2 separate regions of the Homo sapiens genome follow, and region 1 is linked to region 2. Evidence: chromatin contacts called from ENCODE Hi-C or POLR2A ChIA-PET data. All regions are on one chromosome and are shown on one strand. Each heading gives the region's core, a stretch centred on a gene start or an enhancer-like site at or near the end of the contact. The rest is flanking DNA. Distances are from core to core; before and after follow the strand shown.

Region 1 (7,096 bases), core at 910-3,409, 3.2 Mb after region 2:
TGTTGAGGCTGTGAGACTAAGTTCATCCTCCTAGCAGCCTTACCGAGAACTCTGACTATGCAGGCAAACAGTAGGAATTACAGTATACCAGGCTCTTTCAGAGTCTGAGAAGACAAAAGTCTTCAAAAGGTCAAGAGGAGTTGGTCCTGAGAGTAGGGACCTGAACCAGAAGCAAGGGAAAACTTTTATCAGTCCACTTGGGAACTAGCCAGTGCTGGAAAGTACCCTTTGTGCCAGAGATGCTGTATGCATTTACCGTTTTCTTAACCATGTTTCAGTTTGGGATTTTTTAGATTAATAAAATAGAAATTAATTTTTAAAAACACTTGAGAAATTGGAATTCCCTTATGAAGGTCTTAGAACATTTTTTCTTTAAAATAGAAAGTTAGTTTAGGAAATACATTAAAGGAGTAAGAATCCCTACTTCAGTATTACAGCAGGCATTACAGTGCCACAAACATTAGTGTATCTTGCCTTCCTTGTACACAAACCATCTTTATCTGGGGAGAAAAACAACTATCCTAACATTATGTTTTGCATTTTGTATTCATTAAATGGGAGTGTGCCTTGGGGAAAGTCAAAATAGGCACAAATTTGCGATTTGAAAAGCCACCTGCTCTTCTCCCGGAGCTACCTCGCCAGCTTGGAATTACTCTCATTAATCCATGCAACACTAGCTGCTCTAAGCCCCATCCCCTCAGCTCTAGTTCATTATTAATCAAGGGTGCTTAACCTCATTCCCCATTACTCGTATTTCAACCTCAGTTCCACATTTTTTTTTTTTTATTTAGATAGATCTTCCTCTGTCGCCCAGGCTGGAGTGCAGTGGCGTGATCATAGCTCACTGCAACCTGGATCTCCTGGGCTCAAGCCATCCTCCCACCTTAGCCCCCCGAGTAGCTGGGACTACTGGCGCGCGCCACCACGCACAGCTAATTTTATTTTTTGTAGAGACGGGGCCTTCCTATGTTGGCCAGGCTGGAGTTAGGCTTTCTTTCTTTTTTTTTTTTTTTGAGACGGAGTCTCGCTCTGTCGCCCAGGCTGGAGTGCAGTGGCATGATCTCGGCTCACTGCAAGCTCCGCCTCTCCGGTTCACGCCGTTCTCCTGCCTCAGCCTCCCAAGTATATGGGACTACAGGCGCCCGCCACCACGCCTGGCTAATTTTTTTTGTATTTTTTAGTAGAGACGGGGTTTCACCGTGTTAGCCAGGATGGTCTCAATCTCCTGACCTCGTGATCCGCCCGCCTTGGTCTCCCAAAGTGCTGGGATTACAGGCGTGAGCCACCGCGCCCGGCCTCCGCTTTCAAGACTAAAAATTGCCTGGGCACTGTGGCTCAAGCCTGTAATCCCAGCACTCTGGGAGGCCGAGGAAGGTGGATCACTTGGGCTCAGGAGTTCGAGAGCTGCCTGACCAACATGGCGAAACCCCGCCTCTACTAAAAATACAAAATTAGCCGGTCCTGGTGGCACACGCCTATAATCCCAGCTACTCGGGAGGATGAGGCAGGAGAATCGCTTGAACTCAGGAGGGGGAGGTTGCAGTCAGCCGAGATCGCGCCATTGCACTCCAGCCTGGGCAACAAGGGCGAAACTCTGTCTCAAAAAAAAAAAAAAAAAAAAAAAAGACTAAAAATTGTCGGGGCTGCTGGCCAAAAGAAGATCTTGCCTGGCTGTCAGAAAATAATGTTCTTTCCAGCGGCTGCTTGAACCCGCTTCCTTCAGTGCCTAAATTTAACGGCTGCAGCTGCAGCTGCAACCTGTTTCCCCCGTAATAGGAATGAAAGTGGAGGATAAAAGAGGTTAGGAAGAAGGCAAGCCAGCAGTCTGACCAGACACAGGATGCATGTAAGAGACTTGTTAATTACACGTTCTATTTAGGTCACACTGATAGGCAAATCGCTATTCTGGGCCCCCAGGAAGCCTTTTCGTCCTTGCTATAGTCAATTCATTCTCCAGATGAAAGCCTGAAAGCGCCACGACCCAAGTTTCACGTCTATCCACTCAAGAGGCCTGCTTGGCGCAGGCGCATACCTTCAAAGGCCTCCCGCCCTCACTCCACCACCCCCTTAGGGGGCGGGGCCTCAGAGCTCAGTGCTCGAACTGGCTCCAGAGCCGTGAGTTCGGCATGCAAGAGCGGAAGAAACGCGGCTGGTACCCCGGAAGCAGTCGCTGCAACTTCCGGGAGGTGCTTGTGTGCCTGGTGCGGGAGCTACGGGGCCCAGGGATTGTGTTTAAAGTAGTGCTTCTACCAACATGTCCCGTGGTTCCAGCGCCGGTTTTGACCGCCACATTACCATTTTTTCACCCGAGGGTCGGCTCTACCAAGTAGGTGAGTGAACCAGGTTCGCCTGTGGGCCACCTGAATTGCCCTGTCATGGTACGTGCCTGGAGCGAGCAGACGCGGCCCGGGTTTAGTCTGGGGCCGAAGCTGGGCTGGAGCTGGGAAGGGAGAACGGCTGAAGCTGGATTGAGCTCTGTGGTGTTTGCACCCCCGTCTGGACGCAGGGATCGGGGGCCTGAAGGCCTGTCTCTGCAGGGCGAGCGGCCACACTGCGTAGACCCAATGGAGAGTTAAGGAAGATAGGGCTGTAATGCCTGACTCCGGCTTCGTGAGGCCCCTTCAGTTATTGTATTCTGTCCTGGCCAGGCACAAGGTCTGTTTCTAAAGGGTAATTGATTCCTTAACGTCTCAACTAAAATGCCTCCTCTCCGTTTTCCTTTGTTTGCAGCATGGACTTCTGTGGTTAATTCCACACAGGCACTCGAAGCCTGCTATATACCAGACACTGCTAGTCCTAGGAGATACAAATGTGAATGTTACACCCTCTTCTATACTGAAGCTCACAGCTTAGAGTGACAGATACGTTAAACAAACGGATAAAAAAAATTAAAAGTGCCAATTTACAAATATCTACAGAGTTCAAGACATCTTTGGGAATCTGATAGAATGAGTGACTCAATTCTAGAGCTGCTCTTGAGATTGGCATCCCCTTTTTACCCACATCTGTTTGAATGCTCCTGTAATTTAAATGCCGATTCTGAGTTGTAGATGAGGTACTGTGTACTAGTTTACTGAAGAACACCTGTAGTGGAAAGAAACTATCAGTTACTCGGAATAGTAATGTATTGCGCTGAAACGGTGTCAAGGTTTAGGTTATGATTATAAGCCAGACCCTTGATCTCTTACCATAGAGAATTTAGTGTCAGGAGGGCTTGATTTACATCTGGTCCGTGATGGTTTTATTTTTGAATGAGTTTAGTGGCTCCGTGTCTTGCACAGTAATATAATCATCTGTGCTTGGAATCATAAGGAGAGAGTTGGTCTGTAAATGAGGTTCTCTTCACCTGTAAATTTTAGAAATAGAGTTAAAGATAACTTGGAATGAAACTGCTCAGTGTATTACTGCATAGTGTATATAATGTAGCAAGAAACATCTTGTTGGATAATTCAGTAGCCCTTTTAATTTATCCCCAATTGAAAAACATGATTAAAGATAGAACAAAGAGATAACTGTATCCTCAAAGAATTTTCATTTATTGTATTAAATTCCTGAGTTTTAAATAATTTTCGTATATTAGACTACTGCTTTCAGCGTTCCATTCGTGATTTTTAATATGTGAACAGGAAAAGTCACTCTGAGACCTTTACTTTGTTTCTATATACTGTATTGTGAAGTCCAGCCATAAAGCATAATCGTTAATGCTTCCCAGATTTGGTGAGTGGAAAGGCTGAACACAGTGTCATTGTGATGGTTTTAAAAGATTTGGAAGAGAACATCTATCTGAAAACAAGTTCATTATCTAGACAGAATGATTTTTTATTTATTTTTATTTTTTTGAGACAGAGCTTCACTCTTGTTGCCTAGGCTGGAGTGCAATGGCGCGATCTCGGCTCCCCGCAATCTCCGCCTCCCGGGTTCAAGCAATTCTGCCTCAGCCTCCCAAGTACTGGGATTACAGGCATGCGCCACCACGCCTGGCTAATTTTGTATTTTTAGTAGAGACGAGGTTTCTCCATGTTGATCTCGAACTCCCAACCTCAGGTGATCCACCCACCTCGGCCTCCCAAAGTGCTGGGATTACAGGCGTGAGCACCGGGCCTAGCACCAGCCTAGACAGAATGATTTTAATCTCTGTGAATAACACACTCCCTCTGCTATTCAGGGCATTAATTAGACATTGTTAGGAAAATGAAAGTGAAAGAGTAGTATGAGCAAGCAGTATAGTGAAGAGTTCAGGCCCTGGAGTCATACATGGATTCAAATCTCTGCCCTGCTCCATACTACCTGATCTGGGCACTTGCCAGGTATGTAACCTTAGCCTTAGTTTCTCTTTCCAAAGTTGGGCTCATAATAATTCTTCCTTAAATGGTGGTTTTGAGAATTAAATAAGGCAATGTATGTAGAGTGCTTAACGTGTGCCTGCCACATAGTAAATGCTCAGTGAATGTTATTAGATGCTTGTTTGATTCTTTGGCCCCCCCTTTTTTTTTTGGTCTATTAGATTAGTAGCTCTGTATGGAATATTTCCCTTTTTATGGGTCCTTCCATGCTTAGTTCTCCAGTAAAATATATACATAATCATAATATTCTAAATACTGTCTGTTTGTAAACTTTAGAATCCTCCAAAGACAAAGCATGGAAGGATTATAGGATGCAAGTTGTTAACATTGACAGTAGGAAAATAATATTTTAAAAATGGGATGATGATGAGGGGAGATTAATGGAAGGTAACTATGCTCTTTATCTTCCATACTTGGGACTCAAAAGATAAATGTCGTCTAAAGTTGATATATCAAAAAATAGAGGTAGACATTTAAAGTTATAATGCTTGGCCAGGTGCAGTGCCTCACACCTGTAATCCCAGCACTTTGGGAGGGCGAGGTGGGCAGATTACCTGAGGTCAGGAGTTGAAGACCAGCCTGACCAACATGGTGAAACTCTGTCTCTACTAAAAATACAAAAAACTAGCTGCTTGTGCTGGCGTGCCTGTAGTCCTACCTCCTCAGGAAGCTGAGGCACAAGAATCGCTTGAACCTAGGAGGCAGAGGTTGCAGTGAGCCAAGACCGTGCCATTGCACCTCCAGACTGGGTGACAGAGCTAGACTCCATCTAAAAAAAAAAAAAAGTTGTAATGCCAATCATAATTATAAACATACTTTATAATTATTAATAACATATTATTGGCAGTGTTTGCTCCCAGGGAGTGGAGAGAAAGACTTTTTCTTTTTTTTTTTTTTCCCTTTGAGACAGAGTTGCGCTCTTGTTGCCCAGGCTGGAGTGCAATGGCCGTGATCTCAGCTCACTGAAACCTCCACCTCCCAGGTTCAAGCGATTCTCCTGCCTCAGCCTCCCAAGTAGCTGGGATTACAGACATGTGCCACCACTCCTGGCTAATTTTGCAGTTTTAATAGAGATGGGGTTTCACCATGTTGGTCTGGCTGGTCTTGAACTCCTGACTTCAGGTGATCCACCCACCTCGGCCTCCCAAAGTGCTGGGATTACAGGCATGAGCCATTGCGCTCGGCCTGAAATATTTCTCTTAATGTACATATGCAGGTTGTATGTGTGTGCATGTATTCATTTGTTAAAAATTGTAGAACACCTAGCTTTGTAATCTATTTTCAGGAATTGCCCAAGTTACTAGAGGGAGGAGGTGCATTGTAGGGGGAATGGGACTGAGGCCCTAGTTGGCCAAATTCAGCCTGGCTACTTGTAGGCCCTTCTCTTCTGTTTGCTGATCCTTTGCTGGATAGGTCTGGCAAAGGAGAAGAGGAGTGGTCATTTGGATTTGCTTGACAGGTGTATGTGAGCACTGCCTGGTTGCTACAAAGAAGGGAGCGTGCTGATAGGGAACTAGAAAGAAATGGACTGGTGGAGACATACTGAAAATAAAATGTAGAAGTGTCATTGTGTATTGAAGCCAGAATTCCTGAGTTCAAGTCCTTACTGCATACCAACTCTAAGAACTTTTTATCTGTAAAATAAAGATAATAACCACCTACCTTATAGGGCTTTAAGGATTTAATTAGTTAATAAATGTAAAGCATTTAAAACATTGCCCGGTATATATAGTAAGCACTCAATGTTTTCTGGGTGTTTGTTTGTTTGTTTGTTTGTTTGTTTTTGAGACAGTCTCACTTGGTCGCCCAGGCTAGAGTGCAATGGCGTGATCTCAGCTCACTGCAACCTCTGCCTTCTGGGTTCAAGTGATTCTCCTGCCTCAGCCTCCCGAGTAGCTGGGATTACAGGCGCCTGCCACCATGCCCGGCTAGTTTTTGTATTTTTTGTAGAAACAGGGTTTCACTATGTTGGCCAGGTTGGTCTTGAACTCCTGACCTCATGATCTGCCCACCTCGGCCTCCCAAAGTTCTGGGATTACAAGCGTGAGCCACCATGCCCCGCCTTCAATTAGTATTTTCTGTAGGGGATACTGTCAAGAAGAAACAAATGGCTGATGTAAATGGAGTCAGAAATTTCACAAATGACTGAGAAGTACTTACCATTTGCCTCTTTTGCAATTTAAAAAATATTCTTATTTCAAAGCAGTATTTCTCAACCCAGGCTTCTCATGCCCTCTTTGAATCTGATTTGAAATTCAATGCATGTGTGTGCATGCATACACATACATACATGTGCATATCTACATAAATACATATATAACTACACAGAAAAAGTGATGGGATCAAATACTGCTGTATTTTCAAACCTCATATTCCCCCTCTCTTTCCCCCTCCCCCAGTGCCAAGATTTCTAATGACCCCACCCCCTTGAGGAATCACTGTTCTAAAGAGTAAAAGGTTAGGAGGCACTTTATAGTGAACCACACATCTCAATTATGTAGCCTACAAGTTTAGGGAAAAGCAAATAAGTAGCTTCAAAAAAATCTTAACAAAGTTTTTTTTTTTTTTTTTTTTTTTTTTTGCCACACAGCATTGAAATTGAATATGAATATACTTTCTTTGTCCCAGTAGAACATCCCGTTTTATTTTTATTTTTATTTTTTTGGGGGGGATTGAGTCTCGCTCTGTCACCCAGGCTGGAGTGCAGTGTTGCAATCTCTGCTCACTGCAAACTCCGCCTCCTGGGTTCACGC
Region 2 (7,671 bases), core at 886-3,385:
AAATCATTGTTTGGAAATCGTGATCTTTTTTTTTTTTTTAACGTCTTCTGGTGTCTTCATTATAAGAAAATAAATGAGATTTCAAGTCTTCCCTGCCTCCAGTATCATGTCCTATAACTGAACATTACACCTTTTTAACGTTTTCTTTAGAAGCCCTGATTTATTTGGCTTTGGTTTATGTTGATACATGTCCATGATTATTAAAATTTCTGATTATTTAGGACATAATTTTTAAGGTATCTTTAGGGTGTACACTCTATAGTACTTAACATCTTATTCAGGTTATGACTTTGAACTGCATCATTATAACACTAAAAAGCAACCTTGGCTAACTTCAGTACCTTACGTAACATAAGAAATAAAGAATAACTTGAACTTAAAATACTTTTTATATGTTTACTTCGGGTATTCTTAAGGGCTTTCAGTACAAAGATAAAAACATGCGTTGGAATGCATCAACATTCCAACTTACATAAGTGGTGTAGATACCTATGGCATTAGTACCACATTTTGATGGTTGGACCACCCACCAAATTCCCTTCTCTCCTTTTTTACTTCTTTTTCTTTCTGTTTGCTTTCCTTGCAAGTTTCCTTCCGCATCCTTCTTTCCCACCTACAATTTGTAACTGAAAGAAAGAAGTAGCTACAGACCTTACCTAACCTACTCTTAACCTACTTGGTAGGTAGGGTTCAGATGCAAGGGAGTGGCTCGAATAAAGCATTTTAGTTATGCCTTTTAGAAATTAGGGAGCAAGAGATATATAGAAAAATTAGAAATGTCTCTTCTACCTTTATTAAGTCTACCTTTGAGAAATATGAAGGGCAGGAAGACGGAAAAACGAACAGAACTTCTGCTGGAATATTGTGACAAATTTACTGACAAATATTTTCTAATAGATTTTTACCAACAGGCAGTTTTTGTTTTCTTTACTGACAGACCGTAAATGTACTTCTGGTTGGCAGCAGCTGCATCATTATAACACAAAAGCAACCTTGGCTAACTTCAGTACCTTATGTAACATAAGAAATAAAGAATAACTTGAATTTAAAATACTTTTTATATGTTTACTAACATTAAACTATTTTCAATGCAGGAAATAAATATTTCCCCAAAGAGGAATCCCCCCTCAATTACTTTCTTTCAGACTTAACAAATTGGAGTAGATGTGGTTTTGCTCATTCTTTTATCTGCTGGCAACTATTTTAAGTCTCCTGTGCAAGGCAGATTCCGATGACCTCGGGAAAGTCACAGGACCTCAGTTTCTTCAATGGTAAAAGCAAAGGCAGTGGTTTCTACCGTCCTTTCTCACTGCACCATTCAGCGTCAGTGCCCTCATGAGAAACACACCCAAAGCCCAGTGTGCTCTACCCCAAAACTTGTGAAATTTCTAGAGTCTCAAAAAAGTGAATATGTTTAAGGCAGTATAATAAAAGCCAGGTGGACGACAGTTCCTAAAGTTAGGCTGGTAGTGGCGTGAACAGGGGTCTTTTGGGCCACCCTGAGACCCGCCCCACGGGGCTTCTCGATCCACGTCTTGGCTTCTCGCTCCACTTTCACAGAACGTACTGAATCAGGGGCCTGCATCCCCGTGCCGTGCCGAGCCGACGGAGAAATGGACTCCTCTTCTCGCTCCTGTGGAGTTTCGTCTTCTGGGTGAGTGTGGCACCGGGTCCTGGGCGGGTGATGTCTGTAGTTGGCGAGCGATCCTCAGCCAGAAAACTGGCTGCGCACACAGGCGCAGACACGCGAACATGTTCCTGCGAACGAGCTTGGGCGCATGTTTTCCTCCCTTGCTTTCTTTAATGCTCAGAGACCATAAGGGGATTTATCGAGAAGCATTCGGTGCCCATGCCCGGTTTGGAACCGCGAGCACAATATCTGGTTCCTTTGCAGTACGGTGGTTTGCTCTTGAGTTACGACCAGAAACCGGAACAGAAGGAAAGGGAGAAGCAGGGGAGGTTCGGGGACGACGGCGCTCCGGGCAGTAAGGCAGTAGCTTCCAAAGCGTGGAGGATGGGACTGAGGAGGAGCAGAATACGGAGAAAGAGGGAAGCTGAGGAAAAATACTCACGCCAATGGGTAAAAGGGAAAAGGTGAGAAGGAATGGAGTAGGGGAGGGAACCAATGGTGGGAGAGGCGGAGGAAGAAGGGGGAGGGGTAGAAGCCAATGGGGGAGTGGAGGGGAGGGAGAAGCAGAGGGGAGGAGGGAGCGGGGACGCGAGCGAGGACGCGGCCCCGCGCGCTCGTCCCCCTCCCTCCGACTGGATAGCTCGCGCCTTCCCAGGCTCCCGGGAGACGAGGGCAGGGGCGGGGCCGTGCCGGGTGCGCGGCGCGGGAGGCGTCGCGAGGTGAAGGGGCGGGGACGGGGGATTGTGGGGAGGGCAGCGCGGGTTCGCGCGCGCGCGCGCGTCCCGTCCAGGCTGCGCCGCCGCGCCGCCGCTCCGCCCCCGGTCGGGTGTGTGGCTGCGCGCGCCGGGAGAGATGCTGAGGTAAAGTTCGGGAGAGAGGGAGAGAAATCCGTCAGCGCGAGGGAGCCCGAGTGGCCGCCATTACTGAGCCCGGCGCGGCGGCGGGCGCTGGGGAAGGGGGGAGGGACGGGCCGCCGCTGGTGGCGGGGAGGGAGGGAGGGAGGGTGGGTGAGCTGGCTGCGGGAGCCGTGGGGCTCAGGGTTTCGGGGCGTGTGTGTCGGGGAGGGCGGGGGGAGGTGGCTGAAGGGACGCGCCGCTCGGTGAGCGCGCCGAGGAAGAGAGGCGAGCGGAGAGTGGAGGAGGAGGCGGCGGCGGCGGGAGCGGTCCCCAGGAATGTCGCTGCCGCCGCCACCGCCGGGGCCGCTGCCGTTGAGGAGGAGACGGAGGAGACCGACGTTGTTAGGTAGGACCTTGCGGACCCCGCTCCTCCAAGCCTGCCTGCCCCCTCCCGGACGGGGACCCTCCTGCGGCTAGCTGCCCCGCTCGGTCGCCGCTGCCGGTTGTAACCAGTTGAAGGGGCTGGGGCCCCGCGGCCGCCGAGGGGAGCCTGGCGCTGCGCTCGGTTTTCGCAGGCCGGGCGGGCAGCAGCTGCAGCGTTAGGGATACGTTCGGCGTGAAGGGCAGAGAGGCCGGGGGAGGGGGTGCTTTCTCCACAGGTGACGGGGCCAGGGTCGGCGGAGGCCTGATGCTGGCCGGGGATCGCCGGCCCCGCCAGGCGTCCGCTCTCGCCCGCCGCCTCACTTGCTCGAGTCTCGGGTGGTCCGTCGAGAGGGGAGGTGGCGGTGTCCGTTGGCCGGGTTGCTGCTGTTAACGAGTTCCACCTGGAAAGGGTACACGGGGCGGGTGCAGATTCGCGGAAACACAGTCTCGGTTGCAAACTTAAACGCCTTGTAGGGGGGATCGGCCCTTTCACTTTCCCTCATCTCCTCGACTCCTCCCTGGGTTCTCTTCACCAATTTTCCATCTGCTTTGAAGCTTGGAGTAAGATATGAGAAGTTGCACTGCGCATCCAGAGCCCAGAGTCCTATGGGCTGACTGCGACTGGGTTGAGGCTTTGATACTGAGTTTTCGCTAGAATAACCTCCAGATTCTTCCTCTCTTTCCACTAAAGAAAAGTATCGGGGTGGGGGTGGGGAGCCGCGCGGGAGCGCGCGCGCACTTATCCACACAGAAATACTCCCTCTCACCCTCCCTCTTCAGCGTTATTAGAAATGCAAGAGAGCTGGAGGCTCGGGGTGTAGCTGAGGTTGAAAGGTGCACGGAAGTAAGGGCAAACTGTTATTAGGCCGTTTAGTAAAATCCCGAAAAAGTTGTAGGGGAGACGCTTATACTTCTACCATGTGATAGAAATTCGGATTTGGCCATCGCTTAATAAATGGGAATTCAAATATTTTGAGATAGAGCAAGATAGGCATATAGATGGGTTTGTGCTTACGTTTTAAGTTTAAATTCTTATCGATCATTTATTTTTTCCTTTGTGATAGGCAGGAAACTGAATTTTTTTTTAAATGTTCAGGTGTAAAACAGCAAAATGCTTCGCTGTATTTACTAGTACTTGCTTATGTTGCTTTCTACAGGTAGGGGCGGGGGGCGAGTTTGTCAATTCCACTTAAATCCAGAACCAGTATTCAGTTAGAATGTTAGGTGGTGTTTATCCGCATGAAGGATCTCGTTCACTTCATGGGAGCTTGCTCTACATTTCCACTTAAAATGGTTCTCCTAACAAAAATTTCATCTAGATGCAGCGATTAGACATTTGGAATAATGTTTGGTTTAAAAATACGTTAATGAAACCTTTTGCTGTCAATTCTAGTTTATTTGTACTGTAATACGATAAAACGGTATTCTTATTCAGTGTTTGTAGATAAGTATTACTAACCGTCTAGGTAACCTACTAGATAGTTTCTTGAGTAAGATTTTGCTTTCATTTTAAATTCCTTTCTCATTTTTTGCTTTCATCTATCCTTTGTATACTAATTGACCTCCATTACCTTTATCTGTAGTACAAAGAGCGGTAAGTATGTGTCACCAAAAACTTGCAAAGACACTGGAGCAATTTATGACTAAACGCACTGGAGTGAAAGGCTGCGCATACCTATGCTTGTAACTTTCAAGAAATAGCACTATTGATCTAATTGACTTAAAGCAGAATCAGACGGTACAGATGATTAAATAACTATTGATTTGGTTGTCTTGTGTAGGCTGTGTTTTTAAACCTAGATCAACATGTCTTATTTTGCCATTCTTTGTACATTAATTATTAAGAGTACTGGGGAGTGAGGTGGGTTACACTTTGATGTAAGAATTGCGGCAGAATTCTGTTATCTTTATGAGTTTTGTAGTGTCCCTCCCCATTTAAACGACCTTAGCAATTTTTAAAATGTGTTGCAAAATTATTACCTTAATTCTGTCACAAGATACTTATCCTAAATGTTTTGAAAACCGTCTCCCCTTCTTATTTGTGTTTGAAAAGCATATTAGCACAGTCATTTTTTTGGAGAGTTATTTTGACCTTGAAAGTTAAGATTATTTAAGGAATGAATATTGTATTTGCATTCCTTTTTTGGATTTGAAGTAGCGATAATAAGTTTTCTAACTCACTTTTTTTAATTGAAGAAAAAGTTAGGTCTCATAAAGACTTTACTAAACTTTACCAACATTGGCAGGATGTAAGATGAGTGTTGGCCTTTAGTGGTCACTTCTTAAATATGAAATGGCATAATAGAGATTTTCTTGGTAGCTACAGAATAAGTTTTGTCGCAACTGTAGTTTCCATAGATACTATTTTAAGAACTATTTATTTGGGTTGTATGGTCCACAGTTTTTTCTTTGCATACCAAGAAGGTGTGTAGTAATATAATTGGCTGAAGAAGCATTGTACAGTGTTGTTTTAGTGATGTCTATGTTCCTAAAAGATACTTGTATTATATATTTAAAGTACACCAAGGGAATTTAATTTCTAAAAGACCTGTGAAGAAACATCAGTAGATTCATCATTCAGTAATTTGAGTAATCAGGCTCTTGTTTTAAGTGCAGGCTTTTGTCGATTATTTTATTGAAATAGGAAAAACCATATTAGAAATTAAGAAAAATGCTTCAATGCTAAGAATTTTAAGTATGAACTTTAATTGGTTTTCAAACTCTGTTCCTTGGATTCCTGTGGGTTTTTTTCCTAGATGCCTTGAGACTTCCTATGACAACCCACCCTCCCAAACCAGGACAGCTTCTATTTTCATGTATTAAGTGTATTGTATTTAAATATAAGAATATTTAACTTAATTAAATATAAGAAAAATATTTATTATTTAAATATAAGAAAAATAACTAATGGGTACTAGGCTTAATACCTGGGTAACAACAAACCCCCTTGACATGAGTTTACCTTTAAAACAAACCTGCACATCTACTCCTGAACTTCAAAGTTAAAAAAAAAATTCCCCTTAAAAAAAAACAAAACTGATCTGCATTAATTTTTTTTAAGTCTCTGATTCGTTATTCATTAGTTCAGATTACTTTTATTTAGCACTTACTATGTGCCTAGCCCTGGAAATACCAAGATAAATTAGATATAGGTATAATAGCTCAAGCTGTATAAAGGAGTAAATAGTTAAAAGTATTAAGAGGTGCAGGAAAGAGAATGCCTGTTTTCCTCAGGACCTCTGGGAATCATTCATAGAAGAAGAAACATTTTGAGTTTTAATTGCAAGCAGGAGTTTAGATGTAAGAGAGACCAAAAAGGATAATTTTTTTTTTCCCCCCACTGTGTTTTGGAAGCTGTCTACAGTACTTTAGATTTGCAGGGAAATGAAACAGATTGTTGATGCTTGGTCATATCTGTGTTTTACTTCATAGAATTATTACTTGGGAAAAAGAGCATAACCTTGTAATTTTGTGGTTAAAATGACTAGTATGTTACTTGCTTAGAGTCTCAAGCTTTTCATCATGAAGAGTTAATGGTAAAAATGGATATTCATTTTTCTAGTGTTAGATTAGATTTAGCCTATTTTATTATCCCTGACCAATATTTTATTGAGCAGCTAGGCACTGAGTGATACAAAAAGTATAAAATATTGCTCCCTTAAAAGATCTTTTAACTTCTGTGGAGAGACAGCAAGCATGACACTTTAAGAATTTGAGGTATATTTAGGGAAGTACATACTGATTTAAAAGTTAGTAGAAAGGAATTTAGCTAAAGGAAGTGTTACTTGGATTACATACTGATTTAAAAGTTAGTAGAAAGTTATTTAGCTAAAGGAAAGTATTACTTGGAAGTAGCATACAATTGGGATAATGAAGGGGGAAAAAGACATTTAGGGAAGTTAATGACAGTGTGGACTGAAAGCACAGGTAAGTAGAGGACAGATTAGCAGATGGGAAGAAAATATAAAAATGTGTAGTCCTAGCTACTTGGGAGGCTGAGGCAGGAGAATGGCGTGAACCCAGGAGGCGGAGCTTGCAGTGAGCCGAGATCGCGCCACTGCACTCCAGCCTGGGCGACAGAGCAAGACTCCTTCTCAAAAAAAAAAAAAAAAAAAAAAAGATGTAAGAGCATCAGTTTTGTACCTTATGAGCCAGAGTGAAAGATTTGGAGAAGGTATTAATGCAAGAGTGATAGAAGGGGTGATGTAGAAATAAACACGTAACGTTGGCATAACTATTTGTCTAGTTACTGTATTTGGTTTGTCAAACAGCCTTGGAAAAACTCTCACCTTGGCTTCTGATATGGCATAATTTGTTCATTTTCTTTCTGTTGATCATGTTCTTTTACTGATTCAAAATTGTTTCTTTTTATACTTACCTTTTCAGAGCCAAGGTAATATCTCTTTTAGAGAACTAGTAAAAAATTAACATTACTATAATCTAGAGCAGCGATCCTTTTTGGTACCAGGGACTGGTTTTGTAGAAGACAGTTTTTTCACGGAACCGGGGGCATGGTTTTGGGATGAAACTGTTCCCCCTCAGATCATCAGGCATTAATTAGTTAGATTCACAAAGGGAGCAAGCAACCTACAGTTCTTGATCCTCTGAGAATCTATCGCTGCTGTGGAGGCGGAGCTCAGGTGGTAATGCCCGCTTTCCAGGCCACCCCTCACCTCCTGCTGTGCAGCCCAGTTCCTAATAAGCCACAGATGGTTACCAGACCGGGGTTGGGGACCCCTGATCTAGAGAATTTAAGATCTAGATTTCTACTCTTCTGTATTA

Evidence for each region. Hi-C counts contacts between places; a loop is a spot of excess contacts on that map. ChIA-PET counts read pairs that join two places held with the same protein, here RNA polymerase II (POLR2A). Pooled maps may share reads with other maps.
Region 1: a map of naive thymus-derived CD4-positive, alpha-beta T cell shows a loop between it and region 2 (6-fold over the local background). The contact joins the promoter of PSMA6 here to the promoter of ARHGAP5-AS1 in region 2. A Hi-C loop is called at or near these places in 1 of 168 maps with a recorded cell type or tissue (naive thymus-derived CD4-positive, alpha-beta T cell) and 7 of 50 pooled maps. POLR2A ChIA-PET finds 5 or more read pairs at or near these places in 1 of 52 experiments (activated CD4-positive, alpha-beta T cell).

What each region holds. Positions count from the first base shown.
Region 1 is chr14:35,290,223-35,297,318 of GRCh38, forward strand. PSMA6 (proteasome 20S subunit alpha 6) reads left to right here and starts at 2,160. Exons shown (of 7, transcript NM_002791.3): 1 at 2,160-2,330. The coding sequence starts at 2,255. All of the region lies in intron 9 of PRORP-PSMA6 (PRORP-PSMA6 readthrough), which reads left to right. RefSeq lists enhancers at 1,861-2,447, 2,164-2,243, 2,364-2,483, 2,564-2,623, 4,077-4,256.
Region 2 is chr14:32,074,564-32,082,234 of GRCh38, forward strand. It overlaps ARHGAP5-AS1 (ARHGAP5 antisense RNA 1 (head to head)), which reads right to left and starts at 2,136. Exons shown (of 1, transcript NR_027263.1): 1 at 856-2,136. It overlaps ARHGAP5 (Rho GTPase activating protein 5), which reads left to right and starts at 2,741. Exons shown (of 7, transcript NM_001030055.2): 1 at 2,741-2,872. RefSeq lists silencers at 2,162-2,421, 2,782-3,001, 2,800-3,094.